Linked DNA regions of Homo sapiens: region 2 is linked to region 1. Evidence: chromatin contacts called from ENCODE Hi-C or POLR2A ChIA-PET data. All regions are on one chromosome and are shown on one strand. Each heading gives the region's core, a stretch centred on a gene start or an enhancer-like site at or near the end of the contact. The rest is flanking DNA. Distances are from core to core; before and after follow the strand shown.

Region 1 (2,796 bases), core at 136-2,635:
TGTGATTATTGGATGGGGAGAGAGGTACTGGGGATGCCAGCCAGTTTTCATTATTTCAGCTTTTTTCTCCCTTACCAAATATTTGCTACAGTGTTTGATTTGTATTTTTCAACAAGCCAGATATCTCCTTCTTAATAGTACCTAACGTTACCTTTCTCAATTGCTACCATAGTTAGAACTAATCAGCCACAAAGTCTTTAAATTGTCAACCTCAGCCAACAGACAGTATTTCAACCATATGGGAAAAAGTGGGCAGTCATGACTCAGGCTAAGTGATTCTGCTTTTCTGAATGGAAAAAACGTTCCACGTTTTGATCTTGGCCAAGAATGTTACTGAATGCAACTCTGAGGTCTGTAAATAAACTTTTTTTGTGTGGTAATGCAATGTTTCCTATTGCATCAGTATATGCCATGTCAAAGAGGCAAATGTCAAACTCTCGGCTGATCAATATAAAGCTATTTTCCAACTTGTTTTTCAGGATCTTTTAAATTTCACTTTGTATGATTTCACAACCTTACTATTCAAATAATATTTTAAAATTTCAACATGTTAAATCTTTGTACAAAATCCAAAATGAAGTATATTCTTATATAAAAACTTAAATTCCTGCACAGTCAAAAATGGTTTATTGTTGCTTTCTATAAGCCTTAGATACATCTTAGCTGTGTTTTATTATCAGAGGGCCCCTGGTACCTCTTAACCACGAATGAAGTTAAAACAGTTAAACTGTTTACCCCACTAACGCCCCCATCACCACACAGTAGCAGAGAAGTGTCTTCCAACTTCATGAACTGAGGAAAGAGGGAGGTATGTTTTGATAACAAGGAGAGAAGTCCAACACCAGACTAGGTCAGTGCTAAAGAGATCGGCCTGATTAGGTGCTGCAGTGACAGGCTCTGAGCAAACCAGCAGAAACAGAAAGACAGTCAGAAGAGATGACAAGGAAGGTTGGATCTGATATGAGGAATGAGGTCTACTAAACATTACCTTTGCCTCCAGCAGCCCACATGTTACATGTGTAAGGGAAATCCTAGTGGGTGCCAATCAGACTCGATCAGCCTGACAGCTGGAGATGGTGATATTCCTCCTCAAAGCATCTATTTGCATCCACTGATGTATGCAGAACTTTGGGGGCCTTACAGGAAAAATACGTGAACCTTGTTGTATTAGTCTGTTCTCACACTGCTATAAAGAACTACCTGAGCTGGGTAATTTATGAAGGAAAGAGGTTTAATTGACTCACAGTTCCTCAGGCTGTACAGAAAGCATAAAGCATGGTTGGGAGGCCTCAAAAAACTTACAATTACGGCAGAAGGGTGAAGAGGAAGCAAGTATGTCGTCATCTGGTGGCAGAGGAGAGGGAGGGAGGGAGGAAGAGAGAGAGAGTGAGAGAGAGAGCACAAAGAGGGAAGTGCCACACGTGTTTAAACCAACAGATCTCATGAGAACTCACTCACTATCACAAGAACAACAAGGGGGAAATCTGCCCCCATGATCCAATCACCTCCCAGCAGGTCCCTCTTCCAACACTGGGAATCACAATTCAACATGACATTTGGTTGGAGACACAGAGCCAAACCATATCACTTGTCCATTTCAAGCAAATACAGATACATTTATTCCCCAAATATTTATTGAGTTCTTACTGCTGTGCCAGACACTATAGAAGGTGCTAGGAAGACTGAGAAGACAAGGACCCTGCCCTCAAGGAACTTACAATCTTAGTGGAAGAGACAGCAATAAATAGAATAACAAATACATAAGATAATTAATATTGTGATAACTACAATGAAGGGAAAAAACAAGGGTGAGGCCACTTCAGACTGGGTGTTCAAGGATTGCCTTAGAAGAGGGTAATATCTGAGCTTAATCTTCAAGGATGAGAAAGGGCCAGCCAGTCTCCCCTAGAAGGTCAAGCATTCCAGAGGTGGGAGAACAGAAGGCAGAGTAGCTGAAGCTGGTGAGGTGGGTTTGTGGAGCTGGCAGAAGCTAAGTCTTGCAGGGCCTCACAGACCATGTTAAGGAGGGGATCAGAAGCCGCTGAAAAGTTTTAATCAGGGAAAGACATGATATGATTTACACTTCTGAAAGATCATTCTGGCTGCTGTAAGGAGAATGCAGGTAAAAGTGGAAGTAGATTAGTTAGGAAGCCAAAGTGATAGTCCAAATAAGTGATGATGATGGCTCAGACCAAGAAAGTGGTTCTCAAAGTGGGGCCCCTGGACCAGCAGCAGCAGCATCCAGCAACTTATTATAAACGCAAATTCTCAGGCCCTACCCCAGACCCACTGAATCAGAAACTCTGAGAGAGACCAGGCACAATGGCTGGCACCTGTAATCCCAAAACTTTAGGAAGCCAAGGCAGGAGGATCACTTGAGCCCAAGAGTTCAAGACCAGCCTGGGCAACATACTGAGACCCCATCTAGACAAAAATAAGTGTGATGGTTCACACCTGTAGTCCCAGCTACTCAGGAGGCTGAGACAGGAGGATTGCTTTACTCTGGGAGGTCAAGGTGGCAGTGATCCGTGATCTTGCAAATGCACTCTAGCCTTATTTTTAGAGACAGAGCCAGACCTTGTCTCTAAAAATAAGTTTTAAGAAAGAAACTCTGAGGATGAGAGCCAGAGATAGGTATATTAACAACTCCTCCAGTTGATTATCATGTACCCTAAAGCTTGAGAACTTCTGGACTAGGGGTATGGAAATAGAGAAGGGCAGAAGTGAACTGTGGTGGAAGTAAATGTTGATGGTTGAACTTGGTAATGTGTTGAATATGAAGGATGAGCTCACTAT
Region 2 (2,789 bases), core at 89-2,588, 76 kb after region 1:
GGGTTCAAACTGTTCTCCTGCCTCAGCCTCCCAAGTAGCTGGGACTAAAGGTGCACACCACCATGCCTGGCTAATTTTTTTGTAGAGACTGGGTTTCACCATATTGGCCAGGCTGGTCTCGAACTTCTGACCTCAGATGTTCAGGCCGCCTTGGCCTCCCAAAGTGCTGGGATTACAGGCGTGAGCCGCTACGCCCATCCAGAACAACAGGCACTGGGGCCTACTGGAGAGTGGAGAGTGGGAGGAGGGGGAAGAGCAGAAAAAAAAAAACCTATCAGGTACTAGGCTTAGTACCTGGATGACAAAATAATCTGTACGACAAACCCCCATGACGCAAGTTACCCATATCACAAATCTGCACATGTAACCCTGAAGGTAAAAGTTAAGTAAATAATAAAATATTTTACATTTATTTAAAAATTCTAAAATGGTTGTATTTTAAAAGTAAAAACAAATTTTGGTTAGGATTTGAGCTTATTCCATTTTTCTTCTAATTTTCCAAATTAAATGTAAAATGAGAGCATCCCAGGTAGGGGGAGGTAGGGGAGAAACCAAATAATTTTCAAGTCATATTTGAAGAGCAGGTATGTTCTCTCACGATTTACAGTGCAGGTGCATTTTAATTTAACTGCTTTAAATGATGATAAAAATTGTTCAAGTAGAACAAAGCAAAGTTTTAGAAGTGACTTGTAAACAGCCATTCTTAATTTTTTCCTGTTTTCTCTCCACTTATGTGACTTGCATGAATTTCTGAAGCAGTCCTTTCAAATGACACTGCTCCAAACATGTGAATTGCATTCATCAACAAAATCCAGCCTTTTCCTTTGTAGGACAATGTGGGGTCACGGGGCAAGGGGTCTTTTCTTTGTCTAGCCTGGTGCCAAAGCAAAGACTAGTCCTCCCTGCGTTTGGACCCAGTGACATGTTTCCATTTGTCATTGAACACTAGGGGGAGGAACTGTAGCCTCTGAGGTACCCCCATTTGGTCCTCACCCTCTACCAGAGGATTTGCTGCTTCAGCCTCTTCAGTGCCCCAGGTATTTGATGCAAAGATTATGCACTTATGCTGCCAGTTATCAGGGTTGTGTGGGTGTCTTTAGAGGGGTCTCCCCTTAGCATCAGGTCTCAATGACAGAATCTAAATAACACAGGTTACTCATCACGAGTTAAAGATTTTTTCCCTTTTCACATTGATGCTTCTGATATACTTTTATACGTTAGCTGATTGTATGTGCGTACTTTGTGGCTGCAAAGATGCAGCTGGAAAGTGTGTGGGGGTTGTCTGCTTCCTCTGAGGCTGCTACAGGTGGTCAGGTGGGGGCGGCTGTGATAAAGGTACAGCACCCACTTCCGCCAGCTTGTCTTGTGCGCCCTGTAACCCACTGCATGAACCCGAGTGGCACTTCAACCGGATTTTCTTGTTGGCACTTTTATCTTTCACTGCTTCTGACTTGCCTGTTGAGGTTTATGACTAAGGTTGTGATTAAAAATTCCCTTTTTAGGTATGAAAAGTCTTTTCAATTACTTTGTGTTCCTTTTTTTGTTTTGTTTTGTTTTTGTTGTGTGTGGACTTTCTGGGTTTTGTAAAAATGAATCTTAAAAAAATCTTAATATTATGTAAGAGTTAGATAAAGGTTAAGTAGCTAATATATTCTCTCATCAGGGCATAGAATCAACGTATGTTCTTGGAAGATTAAGTGTGTCAAAATGCATTTTATGATGGAAGCACTGTCAGTTGTTTAGAATAGGCATGGAAAAGCCCTTTTCAGAATATTGTCATAAAATCAGACTTGGAAAGGTTTTCGTTTATTCAGTCTGTATTCCCCTATCTGTCTGTTTAATCTCTGCATATTACTGTCCTTGGAGCACGGAGAAACGTGAGCTACCCTTGGAGGTTTATAGTCCCACTGGAAGGGAACTAATGTTTACGCCTGATTATATGATAGGAGCTTTACATGTTCTTATTCAGTCTTTGAGGAAACCTTATAAATAAGATAATAACTTTTTCAGAGAAAGAAGCTGGGGTTCTGAGACATTACCCACTTAGGGGCACCCAGAGGAAAGAGCAAGACCTCCAGCTCCATCACCAGTAATTTCCAGCCTGTGAGCTTCCCTCCACACTCAGTAATTTAAAAAACAACTTGATTTAGGGACATCTAGTAAATATTCTAGAAGTTCAGAGGCAGAAAAGCTAGTTTGCAGCTGAAGTACTCAGATTTCCCACTGGCTGAGTGGGAAATCAGACCCGAGCCTTGACAGTGGGCAGAATTTGTATAGAGGAGCCAAGAGAAGAAGAGTTTCCACACTGTATAAGCCAAATGATGGAAGGTGTAATAACAAAGGAAGGGTGAGCACACAGGTTTAGGAGATGCTGTGTGGGCCAGTCCAGCTGGGAGCCATTACCATTTAACACTTAATGGAGTGCTTACTGTGCTAGGCACTCTTCTAAGTTCTTCACACCTTTTAACTATTCTTATCTTCACAGCAAGCCTTTGCAGGAGATATTATCAAGTCCCTCCTGCCCCCACTTTTTTTAGAAACAGAGTCTTGCTCTGTTGCCCAGGCTGGAGTGCAGTGGTATGATCGTAGCTCATGGTGGCCTCGAACTCCTGGGCTCGAGTGATCCTTTTGCCTTAGCCTCCTGAGTAGCCAGGACTACAGGTGTGTGCCACCATGCCTGGCTAATTTTTTTTCCCCATAGAAACAGGAACTCGTTATGTTATCCAGGCTGGTTTTGAACACCTGGCCTCAAGCGATCCTCCGCCTTAGCCTCCCAAAGTGCTGGGGTT

What was found. Hi-C counts contacts between places; a loop is a spot of excess contacts on that map. ChIA-PET counts read pairs that join two places held with the same protein, here RNA polymerase II (POLR2A). Pooled maps may share reads with other maps.
Region 2: a loop to region 1 is called in a pooled map, with 4 times the contacts of the local background. The contact joins two enhancer-like sites. A Hi-C loop is called at or near these places in 6 of 168 maps with a recorded cell type or tissue (CD14-positive monocyte, GM12878, HCT116 and 3 more), 35 of 37 single-sample maps with no recorded cell type and 15 of 50 pooled maps. POLR2A ChIA-PET finds 5 or more read pairs at or near these places in 10 of 52 experiments (CD4-positive, alpha-beta T cell, Caco-2, HEK293 and 6 more).

Annotation. Positions count from the first base shown.
Region 1 is chr6:90,349,445-90,352,240 of GRCh38, reverse strand. All of the region lies in intron 5 of LOC105377891 (a long non-coding RNA gene), which reads right to left. Among named protein-coding and RNA genes, the nearest start is that of MIR4464, 38 kb to the right of the region's middle. Within about 2 kb of position 1,385, at least 4 of the 41 ENCODE cell types and tissues checked have a DNase peak (open chromatin) inside an H3K27ac peak, as active enhancers do; they include OCI-LY7, where a contact is called at or near this core.
Region 2 is chr6:90,273,105-90,275,893 of GRCh38, reverse strand. All of the region lies in intron 1 of BACH2 (BACH transcriptional regulator 2), which reads left to right. Among named protein-coding and RNA genes, the nearest start is that of BACH2, 22 kb to the left of the region's middle. Within about 2 kb of position 1,338, at least 4 of the 41 ENCODE cell types and tissues checked have a DNase peak (open chromatin) inside an H3K27ac peak, as active enhancers do; they include OCI-LY7, where a contact is called at or near this core.